Regions from separate parts of the Homo sapiens genome. Here region 2 is linked to region 1. The links are chromatin contacts, found by Hi-C in ENCODE. All regions are on one chromosome and are shown on one strand. Each heading gives the region's core, a stretch centred on a gene start or an enhancer-like site at or near the end of the contact. The rest is flanking DNA. Distances are from core to core; before and after follow the strand shown. Region 1 holds the start of KBTBD7 (kelch repeat and BTB domain containing 7). Region 2 overlaps ELF1 (E74 like ETS transcription factor 1).

Region 1 (6,167 bases), core at 2,136-4,635:
GAGAGTTCCAACGGCTCCATATCTCCACTAATATATAGTATCATTGATGTTTTTAAGTTAAGGCATTCTAGTGGGTATTCAGTGTTTTCTTATTGTGAATTTAATGTGCATTGGCCACCGGGTATACATGTTACCAATATTTTTTCCCAGTCTGTGGTTTATCTTTTGTTGTTTTCACTGCCTTTCCATAGGCAGCAGCTTGTAATTTTGTTGAAATTCACTTTTGAAATTCACTTTGTCTTTTTTTTATGATCTGTGTTTTTGGTGTCCCAAGAAAACTTTGCCAACCGCAAAGCTATAGTCTTCTATGTTTTCTTTTCTTTTCTTTTTTTTTTTTTTCTGAGACGGAGTCTCGCTCTGTCGCCCAGGCTGGAGTGCAGTGGCGCAATCTTGGCTCACTGCAAGTTACGCCTCCTGGATTCATGCCATTCTCCTGCCTCAGTCTCCTGAGTAGCTGGGCCTACAGGTGTCTGCCACCATGCCCAGCTAATTTTTTGTATTTTTAGTAGAGACAGGGTTTCACCGTGTTAGCCAGGATGGTCTCAATCTCCTGACCTCATGATCCGCCTGCCTCAGCCTCCCAAAGTGCTGGGATTACAGGTGTGAGCCACTGCACCCGGCCCTATGTTTTCTTTTTGAAGCTTTATAGTTTCCACTTTTCCATTTAGTATTAGGAGAAATTTTGAATTAATTTTTTGCTTATGGTGTAAGGTAGGGGCAAGGGCAACTTTCTGTCTTACATTCTTGATCCAGTTGTTCCAATAACATTTGTTGAAAAGAATTTTCTTTCTTCATTGAATTGCATTGGTATCATGCTGTATTTCTAAAATTTTAAATTTAATTCCTCAGTTGCACTAGCCACATTTCACGTACCCAAGAGCTACATGTGGCTTCTGGCTACTGTATCAGCCAGCACAAATATAAAATATTCCCAAGTTTTATGGGACAGCACATAGCTCTAGATCTTAGGGAATAGTGCCTAATAGATATCTTCAATTGTGTGACAGGTAACCTAAACCAAATAACACAGTAAGAGCAGATATAAGGAAGGTAAAAATCAGTCACTGCCTATATGAGGTACCTAGAGTAGTCAAAAGTCATAGAGACAAAGAGTAGAATGGCAGTTGCCAGAAGTGGGGGCTAGAGAGTTATTGTTTAAATGGGTACAGAGCTTCAGTTTTGTGATAGTGGCAAAACCGTGTGAATATATTTAATGCTAAAGAACTATACACTGAAAATGTTTAAATGGTAAATTTAGTGTTATGTATATTTTACCAATATTTTAAGAAGTTTTTTAAAATGGCCATTCCTGCGCTGGGCATGTGGCTCATGCCTGTAATTGCAGCAACTCAGAGGCTCAGGCAGGAAGAGTGCTTGACACCAAGATTTCCAGACCAGGCTGGCAACACAGTGAGACCCTGTCTATAATTTTTTTTTAATTAACTGGGTGTGGTGGTATGCATCTATAGCTCTAGTTACTTGGGAGGCTGAGGGCAAAGTATTGCTTGAGCACTGGAGTTTGAGGCAGCAGTGAGCTATTATGGTGCCACTGCACTCCAACCTGGGTGACAGGGCAAGACCCCATCTCAAAAAAAAAAAAAAAAAAGAAAAAAAAAAGGCTTTTTTCCCCAGCTGGTATTCACTGCAAGTCAGGAAACAATCATTGTTACTGATAATGACTGACTTGATTCTCTCTGGTGTATCTGAGGGATATCTAACATCTCTTTTTATTTACAGAGGAGTTATTAGAGCCCAGAGGCTGACTTAATTTAATGTGTCTACCCTAGAGTATTTCCAGTGGACTTCAGCTGATAAGTTGAAGTTATCTTCAGCTGATAAGAGAAAAACAATTTGAAAGTTATTCTCTTGTAATGTGTTATCCATACATGCATGTAACACTGATGATTTTCTTTATTAGGTTATGGTAACATAACAAACTAGCAGCAGGAGCAGTCATGGTTTTGTAATAAAAGTTATCTGAAAAAGTCTGTTACTGGTGGAGGGTGTCCAGGTTCTTGGCGTTTTGGACAAAAAATTGGACAAAACACATAAACAAAGCAAGGAAACAATGAAACAACAAAAGCAGAGATTTACTGAAAATGAAAGTACACTCCACAGTGGGGAGCGGGCCTGAGCATAGGGGCTCAAGGGCCCTGTTACAGAATTTCTGAAGGTTTAAATACCCTCTAGAGGATTCCACTGGTTACTTGGTGTACACCCTATGTAAATGAAGAGAATGAAGTAAAGTTACAAACTCATTTACTCAGCATACACCCTATGGAGAGGATCTTTCCTGTTATAGCTAAAGTGTGAATCAGCCTTATGTTCCCTGCCTCCAGACCCTATTTTCCTGCCTCAAATCTCTAATACTTGATTTTGATGATTTAACTGTTGATCCCAATGCAAATATAAAAGACTTTGTAAAGCATAGACTATACTATATATTAATTCAAGGAATGTCAGGGCATGTACTGATGTTGAATTCTGAGAATCATGTGCTTTTGTACAGAACAAAGTCTGTTTGTTGAAATATTTTGAGTTAAAATACTCCCTAAAACTCCTTAATAAAGGGAATTACATAATCTGTTAATTGATTTGTGGAACGGCAGTGAAAGAGGCTGTATTAGACGACTTGAAAACACTCATATTTGGAGCTTAACGAAAATACTCCTGCTCTCCAGAGATGAAATGTTAGTGAGAGCAGCAAATAATTTATTTTTATATGCTGGATTTGCGTATTTGAGACCATCTATTAATACTGTTCTTTAGGACCTCAACCTAGTCGTCTAAGACATCCTTATTAAACGAGACCAATAGATATCATTTAATATTGAAAATATTGTTAATGCCCTTCAAAATCTTTCGAAGGAATAAACATTAAAAACTAGAAATTCTTTGTAAAATTTTGCGGTTTAAAATAATACTCGGTTTCAAATTAGTGGGTGCCTCATTTATCATAAATTATAAAAGAGAATCTAACAGTTATTGGCTACATTCTAGGCACGGGGTAACGCTTTACTATTCTTCTAACCAAAAACATACATGTATCTAAGTATCCCATGTAAGGTATCATTGAACCACACAAAACCCTATGAAATACTGGCAGGGGGCGGTGGCTCACGCCTGTAATCCCAGCACATTGAGAGGCCGAGGCAGGAGGATAATTTGAGCCCTCAGGAGTTCAAGACCAGCCTGGGCAACAGTCTCTTCACCATCAAATCCAGGAGAATTAATTTCTACTGTTAGAGCAGTCAACTAAAGGACAGCTCGCGATATTACACAAACTACTACTCCCAACATGCAAAGCGGTTTCTTTCCCTCTGTCCCCGCCCGGCCGTCCGAGAGCCCCAGCAGGCCTCGGGGCGCGAAAGGCAACCTGGGAGCAGTAGTTCTCCCGGGCGCCTAGCGGGATCGCCAGCGCGGCAGTGGGGGCTTCCGCGGCTGCAAGCCAGCGGGTCCTGTGAGGGCGAGCGGAGGCGGAGAAAGGGCGCGGGAGTGAGAGAGGGTGAGTCAGCCACTGTCTATGCAATAAAGGGAGGCCTCACCGCGGGATAGGGCTGAATTCAGAAGTGCGGCCCGTGCCGCAGTCTGTTCCAGGACGCGGCTTGTCTTAGCGTCAGCGAGGGAAGGTTGAGGAGGAGCCAGAGCCTGGTCCTGCAGCCTTTCTCGCCGTCAGCGCCCGTCGCCATCTCCACCATGCAGTCCCGGGAAGACGTCCCGCGCTCTCGCCGCCTCGCCAGTCCCCGTGGTGGGAGGCGGCCCAAGAGGATTTCCAAGCCCTCGGTTTCGGCCTTTTTCACGGGTCCAGAGGAGTTAAAGGACACGGCCCATTCTGCAGCCCTGCTGGCACAGCTCAAGTCCTTCTACGACGCGCGGCTGCTGTGTGATGTGACCATCGAGGTGGTGACGCCTGGCAGCGGGCCTGGCACGGGTCGCCTCTTTTCCTGCAATCGCAACGTGCTAGCAGCTGCGTGTCCCTACTTCAAGAGCATGTTCACAGGTGGCATGTACGAGAGCCAGCAGGCCAGCGTGACCATGCACGATGTGGACGCCGAGTCCTTCGAGGTGTTGGTCGACTACTGCTACACGGGTCGTGTGTCTCTCAGTGAGGCCAATGTGCAGCGCCTGTACGCGGCCTCCGACATGCTACAGCTGGAATATGTGCGGGAAGCCTGTGCCTCCTTCTTAGCCCGACGTCTTGACCTGACCAACTGCACCGCCATCCTCAAGTTTGCAGACGCCTTCGACCATCACAAGCTTCGATCTCAGGCCCAGTCCTACATAGCTCACAACTTCAAGCAGCTCAGCCGAATGGGTTCAATTCGGGAGGAGACTCTAGCAGATCTAACCCTGGCCCAGCTGCTGGCTGTCCTACGCCTGGATAGTCTGGACATAGAGAGTGAGCGGACTGTATGCCATGTAGCTGTGCAGTGGCTGGAGGCTGCTGCCAAAGAGCGGGGTCCCAGTGCTGCAGAAGTCTTCAAGTGCGTGCGCTGGATGCACTTCACTGAAGAAGATCAGGACTACTTAGAAGGGCTGCTGACCAAGCCCATCGTGAAGAAGTACTGCCTGGACGTTATTGAAGGGGCCCTGCAGATGCGCTATGGTGACCTGTTGTACAAGTCTCTGGTGCCAGTGCCAAACAGCAGCAGCAGCAGTAGCAGCAGCAACTCTCTTGTATCTGCAGCAGAAAATCCACCCCAGAGACTGGGTATGTGTGCCAAGGAGATGGTGATCTTCTTTGGACATCCTAGAGATCCCTTTCTCTGCTATGACCCTTACTCGGGGGACATTTACACAATGCCATCCCCTTTGACCAGCTTTGCTCACACTAAGACTGTCACCTCCTCAGCTGTCTGTGTGTCCCCAGACCATGACATCTATCTAGCTGCTCAGCCCAGGAAAGACCTCTGGGTGTATAAACCAGCTCAGAATAGTTGGCAGCAACTTGCAGATCGCTTGCTGTGTCGTGAGGGCATGGATGTGGCATATCTCAATGGCTACATCTACATTTTGGGGGGACGAGACCCTATTACTGGAGTTAAGTTGAAGGAAGTGGAATGCTACAGTGTTCAGAGAAACCAGTGGGCATTGGTGGCTCCTGTCCCTCATTCCTTCTATTCCTTTGAACTCATAGTGGTTCAGAACTATCTTTATGCTGTCAACAGTAAGCGCATGCTTTGCTATGATCCTAGCCACAATATGTGGCTGAACTGTGCTTCTCTTAAACGTAGTGACTTTCAGGAAGCATGTGTCTTCAATGATGAAATCTATTGTATCTGTGACATCCCAGTCATGAAGGTCTACAACCCAGCTAGGGGAGAATGGAGGCGGATTAGTAATATTCCTTTGGATTCAGAGACCCACAACTACCAGATTGTCAATCATGACCAAAAGTTGCTTCTCATCACTTCTACAACCCCACAATGGAAAAAGAACCGAGTGACAGTGTATGAGTATGATACTAGGGAAGATCAGTGGATTAATATAGGTACCATGTTAGGCCTTTTGCAGTTTGACTCTGGCTTTATTTGCCTTTGTGCTCGTGTTTATCCTTCCTGCCTTGAACCTGGTCAGAGTTTTATTACTGAGGAAGATGATGCACGGAGTGAGTCTAGTACTGAATGGGACTTAGATGGATTCAGTGAGCTGGACTCTGAGTCAGGAAGTTCAAGTTCTTTTTCAGATGATGAAGTCTGGGTGCAAGTAGCACCTCAGCGAAATGCACAGGATCAGCAGGGTTCTTTGTAAATAGTATTTTGAGACACTAAGATGTTTCTACTGCTACGGAATGTATTTTAAACACATATCGTTTCTTTTTCTTGGAAAAAAAGTTGATTAGGACCACAGATTTGGTTTAGAAAGGGTAATATTTTGAAATACTACAAGGTTTAGACAGTCCATGAAATCGACCTGTTTAATAATTTACCATCCTGAAAGTCCAGAATTAAAATATGGAAGCAAGAACTATATAATTGATTAGGATGCTTGGTAGGTTTTTTTCATTGTTCAAATATTCATTGCACAGTGGATTGTTTTGATTAGTTAGTATGCTTTTTTTTTAATTAATTCAGTCTTCTGTTAATTTTTAAGTTTTGGTTAGTGCCACAAGGAATTTAACTTTTTGATTTGTATAATAGAAAACTGAACTAGGAATTGTTAGCGGG
Region 2 (5,927 bases), core at 2,526-5,025, 200 kb after region 1:
CCAAAGTGCTGGGATTATGTGCATGAGCCACTGCGCCTGGCCTGCTTCTTGTTTTTTGGGTTCATTTGAGTTTAGAAGCTTAGATGATTGCCAGACAGTTACAAAGATGATTGTAGGAAGAATCTCATTTTAAAGATCCTGACATGAAACATCAGAACTCTTTGATGATATCCAAGCTGACTTAGAATCGTTTTATGTAATTTAAAGAAGAAAAGAGGATATTGAGTGTGGTGGCTCACACCTGTAATCCCAGCACTTGGGAGGCCAAGGTGGGAGGAATGCTTGAGCCTGGGAATTTGAGACCAGCCTGGGCAACATATCAAGACTCCATCTCTTAAAAAAAAAGAAAAAAGATGGCCGGGTGCAGTGGCTCACACCTGTAATTCCAGCACTTTGGGAGGCCAAGGTGGGTGGATCACAAGGTAAGGAGTTTGAGACCAGCCTGGCCAATATTGTGAAACCCTGTCTGTACTAAAAATACAAAAATTAGCCTGGCGTGGTGGCGGGTGCCTGTAGTCCCAGCTACTCGGGAGGCAGAGGCAGAAGAATCGCTTGAACCTAGGAGGTGGAGGTTGCAGTGAGCCGAGATTGCACCACTGCACTCCAGCCTGGGCAACAGAGTGAGACTCCGTCTCAAAAGAAAAAAAAAGATTAAAATAATAAATGAAGAAGAAAAGAGGTAGACTGTGAAAACAGATCATTCAGGGTTTTTTTTCACTCACACAGGGAGCAGGAAGTTTTGTGCACAAGGAATCATAAAGTCTTTCAAATGTGTTGGTAACTTGGGAAAAGATGGAAATGTTTATTTCCCTGGAGATTATGTCCTTAAACCTGGTTGCACTGTGACTTGAAAGAGGATCCTAAAATGTCACAGGAACAAAAGGTTGTGATTGTCAGAGAGTAGTTGGAAAGGTCTGGATTCGGTGGCAGTGAGTACAGACAGAAGGCCTGGAAAGAGGTAGTATATATTGGGTTCTTGGTGAGATTAAGGCAGGGCTGACTTCGGCTTCTTCAATAGTGGGATGGGGAAGTTGGGGAACTATAAAATGCAGAACTGCTGGATTGTTGTTTTTGAGATGATAGTGAAGAGTATTAAGATTGTGTTGGAGCTATAGTTTAAAAAAAAAAAAGACTTTATTTTTTAGAGCCATTTTAGATTCACAGTAAAATTGAGAGGAAAGTACAGATTTCCCATATACCTCCTGCCCCTGCACATGCATAGCCTCCCCGTTATCAGCCTCTCGCTAATCACCTGCACCAGAGCGGTGCACTTGTTACAGTTGATGAACCTACACTGACACTTTGTCACTTGAAGTTCATAGTTTACATTAGGGTTCACTTATGGTGGTGTACATTTTATGGGTTTGGGCAAATGTCACTTAGTAATAAGCATTTAAGTTTCCACATGTCTTTTTGTGGCTTGATAGCTTATTTCTCTTTAGTGCTGAATAATATTTCATTATGTGGATGCACTACAGTTTATTCACCTACTGAAGGACATCTTCGTTGCTTACAAGTTTTGGCAATTATGAATAAAGCTGCTGTAAACATCCATGTGCAGGTTTTGTGTGGACATAAGTTTTTACTTCCTTTGGGTAAATACCAAGGAGCACAGCTCTATGGTGTAAGAGTATGTTTAGTTTTGTAAGAAACTGCCAAACTGTCTTCCAAAGTGTACCATTTTGCATTCCTACCAGCAGTGAATGAGAATTCCTATTGTTCCACATCCTTGCCTGCTTTTGGTGTTGTCAGTGTTCTGGATTTTGGCCATTCTAATAGGTTTGTAGTGACACCTCATTGTCATTTTAGTTTGCATTTCCCCAGTGACATATGGTGTGGGGCTTCTTTTCATATGCTAATCTGTATATCTTCTTTGCTGAGGTGTCTGTTAAGGTCTTTGGCCCATTTTAAAATCAGGCTATTTTCTCTGAGTTTTGAGAGGTCCTTGCATATTTTAGATAACAGTCCTTTAATCTGTGGTTTGTCTTTTCATTCTCTTGACATTGTCTTTCACAGAGCAAAATTTTTAATTTTAATGAAGTCCAGCTTATCAATTCTTCCTTTGATAAATCCTGCATTTGGTATCTATAAAAAGTCATCACCAAACCCACATGCATCTAGATTTTTCTCCTATGCTATGTTCTAGGAGTTTTATTGTTTCCTATTTTCCATTTAGGTTTGCGATCCATTTTGAGTTAATATCTGGGAAGGGTATAAGGTCTGTGTCTAGATTCTTTTTTTTTTTTTTAATGTGGATATCCAGTTTTTCTACCACTGTTGGTTGAAAAAACTCTTTTCTTTATTGTATTGCCTTTGTCCTTGACAAAGATGGTTGACTATATTTATGTGGTGCCATTAACCGTGCTCTCTATTCTGTTCCATTGATCTATTTTGTTCTTTCACCAGTACCTCACTGTCTTGATTACTATAGGTTATAGGTGTATTTTTAAGCTCAATCCATAGAATATTTCCGTTCACTTCTCCAGTCTAGGTATTCAGACATCCTGTCTTACAAATCTGACTACCATTTCCTCACACCTTCCACATCATGAGGAGCTATTTTAGCCTTGTTAATACATTTGGAGTTTTGCCTGTAGGTGATGGAAGCCATTAATTGTCAGAGAAGTAAGTTGATCATATTTTCACTTTTGGTAAATGACTCCTACTCCAGGCTTAAGAGCCACTGGAGTGGGGCTAGAATAGAGGTAGTAAGGGCCGATCAAATAAATATATGAAAGAGCATTTCACCTAATAATGAGCATGAAGTGATTTAGATGACCTTTAAATCTTGCTTTCAGTTGTTGGTGTGCCTCCGTGTAAGAGTGAAACTTCTTATAACAGAATACAGTTTCTACCAGAAGAGAGTTATGCTGTGTGGGAATTGGAGGTGGGGGAGGCGTGTCATGTAGCAAAATCTCCTGGGGAACTTTGAAACAACATATCCCTGGCTTTTCACCCCCAATCAGTGCCAGCATGAAACAGTTACTAATGGGAATCTGCTGTATTCTCAGATGGGGGAACCATTGCACTAGGGCATGTCTTTTCTAAGAAAATGGAAGTATTAACTGGGAGAATAAAGGGTCACAGAAATGAAACAGTTTACTTGCAAGTTAAATCTTGTTTGTTGGAGAGAGAAATTTTTTTAACTGCCTGAACAGGTTTTGCTGATAAAGACGTTTTAGCATGTTTATGTTTTCTTTTTAATGAACAGAATTAAAACAGTATCTCATAACTGTTAGATATTTCGCTTGTTTATTTCTTTCTTTTTGAGACTGAGTCTTGCTCTGTTGCCCAGGCTGGAGGGCAGTGGTGCGATCTCAGCTTACTGCAATTTCCACCTCCTGGGTTCAAGTGATTCTCGTGCCTCGGCCTCCAAGTACCTGGGATTACAGGCACCCCCCCACCATGCCTAGGTAATTTTTGTATTTTTAGTAGAGACGAGGTTTCACCATGTAGGCCAGGCTGGTCTTGAACTCCTGACCTCAAGTGATCTGCCCTCTTGGGCTTCCCAGAGTCCTGGGATTACAGGCATGAGCCACTGCACCTGGCTGATATTTCTCTTTTGATTTTGAATTCTCTTTGTTTTCAGAACATGCTCAAAAAAAGAGTTAAACTTGAGACCACAGGTATGGACAGGTCTAGGTATTCAGTCTGTTTGGCTGTTCTGCAGGGTGCTATAAATGCTACCCTGGTATCAGTGTATTCTGATACCAGGTTAGTCCAAGTGGCCAATGATGGGAAGTGAAGAACTATGTGAAAGAACTGGAATTTCAGGTTTGGGTAGTGAGTAATTGTGGCCCTGCCTTCAGAGTCCTGGAACTTTTCACCTGGTTGTCAGCAAAAAGGCAAACACATAGAAAAGTCAGTCTGTTTAGTTTGATCATATTGATTTTTTTTTTTTATTATTAGCATGGTTGAAGCTAAGGTGACCTTGATCAAGTTGCCAAAACCTGTTTCAGGTTTGCTTAAGTCACCAGAAGTTTGATTGAGACATCCTATACAAAAAAAAAATCGATTTGTGCTTTATTTACATAAAAATAAAACTATACTTTTGATAACGTCCTGGGCACTTCCCTCTGCTTACTCCCCCTCAATTAAAAAATGCCTAATTTAAATTAAAGAACCCGGCCAGGTGCAGTGTTTCATGCCTATAATCCCAGCACTTTGGGAGGCCTAGACGGGAGGATTGCTTGAGCTCAGAAGTTTGAGATCAGCCTCAACAAGATGATGAGACCCCTTCTCTACAAAAGAAATTATAAAAAATTAGTCAGGTGTGGTAGTACACACCTATAGCCCCAGCTACTCAGGAGGCTGAAGCGGGAGGATCACTTGAGGCCAGGAGTTTGAGGCCATAGTGAGCAAGGATCATGCCACTGCCCTCCAGCCTGGGCAACAACGAGACCCTGTCTCTAAAAAATAAATAAAAACTAGTTCCTCGCCCGCTGGGTGCTTAAGTTGGGCGGATAGTAGCAAACGGGCTCCGCTAGAGGACAGAGCCGCCCAGCCCCGCTCCCCCCAGACCCATCGGTGCACTGCCCACACCTGCAGGCAACTGGCTAATTGGGTCTTGTAGCTGAAATGTGAAAAAGGCAGCAGTCCCAAAATGAAGGAACACCTGCTGTGTCTCAAGCGCCTGGAAACCAGAGGCCCAACAACATCTGTTGCTTTTGTTGGTGCTGTTGTTGCAGCTGCTCCTGCCTCACTGTTAGGAATGAAGAAAGGGGAAAATGCAGGAAGAACCACACACACTACAAAAATGGAGAGTATCCAGGTCCTAGAGGAATGCCAAAACCCCACTGCAGAGGAAGTCTTGCCCTGGTCTCAAAATTTTGACAAGATGATGAAGGCCCCAGCAGGAAGAAACCTTTTCAGAGAGTTCCTCTGAACAGAATACAACAAAGAGAACCTACTTTTCTGGATTGCCTGTGAAGACTTAAAGAAAGAACAGAACAAAAAAGTAATCAAAGAAAAGAGAAAAGGCTAGAATGATATATGAAGATTACATTTCTGTACTATCACCAAAAGAGGTCAGTCTTGATTCTCGAGCTAGAGAATTCTTGAGTTAGAGAGGTGATCAACAGAAATTTGTTGGCTCCTAATCCTCACATGTATAGTTCTCTCCAGCCCCAAGTAACATCTTTTCAGATGAATTCCAGGGGATGTTCAAGACTTTGACTCTAATGAAAACACTACAAAAGGAAAATGTTGCCCTAACTGATAGAAGGTCCCAGTTTGGGAATTGATTTTATTCCTATGATAAAAGCTCTAAGATGAGTAGGGAAAAGGAACACTATCAAGCATTGATGACAATAACCAAATGTAATATTTTTAAATATGTCATATGTGCAATGTGAAATTCATTCTTCCTTCATTATTTCTCATATTAAATCTCATTTCAGAAATTTTAGAATTTTAAAACTGTTGACTTATACCTAACTGCTATCACTGCATAACAGCTTTTAAACAGTTAGAAATAAACATTTTAGAATAATAAACAGATTGTGTTTCTATCCTAAGCTTGGATACATTTCCTTTCTAAAGATCTAGCTCTTATTGCTGTATTAAAAGAATGCCACATACAATGCTTACTAATGGAAATGTGTGTTCACAGATGCACTTAGGGAGCGTAGTGTAAAAACATCAGGAACTTAAAATTACAAATTTGATTTCAAGTTACATTTCTGTCTCATGCGACTTTGGGCAAATCGTTTATCTTCTCTGAGTTCATTTTCTCATCTGCAAATGACAAATAAAATAATTATCAGGATGGCTATGAGCATTAAATAAACGTGGAAAGAATAAAATGTGACATTATTTTATCAGAGTTCTTCAACACAATAATTGTTATTTTATGCTTGTATTAAATGTCATTTTAATGCACTTTCCCCTATTTTTTTCCAAAACATACAATAAACATCTGATTTAGC

The links. Hi-C counts contacts between places; a loop is a spot of excess contacts on that map. Pooled maps may share reads with other maps.
Region 2: a loop to region 1 is called in a map of mammary epithelial cell, with 4 times the contacts of the local background. The contact joins the enhancer-like site here to the promoter of KBTBD7 in region 1. A Hi-C loop is called at or near these places in 2 of 168 maps with a recorded cell type or tissue (B cell and mammary epithelial cell), 1 of 37 single-sample maps with no recorded cell type and 10 of 50 pooled maps.

What each region holds. Positions count from the first base shown.
Region 1 is chr13:41,191,787-41,197,953 of GRCh38, reverse strand. It overlaps KBTBD7 (kelch repeat and BTB domain containing 7), which reads left to right and starts at 3,385. Exons shown (of 1, transcript NM_032138.7): 1 at 3,385-6,167. The coding sequence starts at 3,697. The coding sequence ends at 5,751. All of the region lies in intron 3 of KBTBD6-DT (KBTBD6 divergent transcript), which reads right to left. RefSeq lists enhancers at 3,215-3,304, 3,615-3,884, 3,229-3,935, 3,936-4,643.
Region 2 is chr13:40,991,984-40,997,910 of GRCh38, reverse strand. All of the region lies in intron 1 of ELF1 (E74 like ETS transcription factor 1), which reads left to right. It also overlaps the pseudogene RGS17P1. Among named protein-coding and RNA genes, the nearest start is that of ELF1, 24 kb to the left of the region's middle. RefSeq lists enhancers at 3,938-4,478, 4,625-4,704, 4,479-5,020. Within about 2 kb of position 3,775, at least 13 of the 41 ENCODE cell types and tissues checked have a DNase peak (open chromatin) inside an H3K27ac peak, as active enhancers do; they include B cell, where a contact is called at or near this core.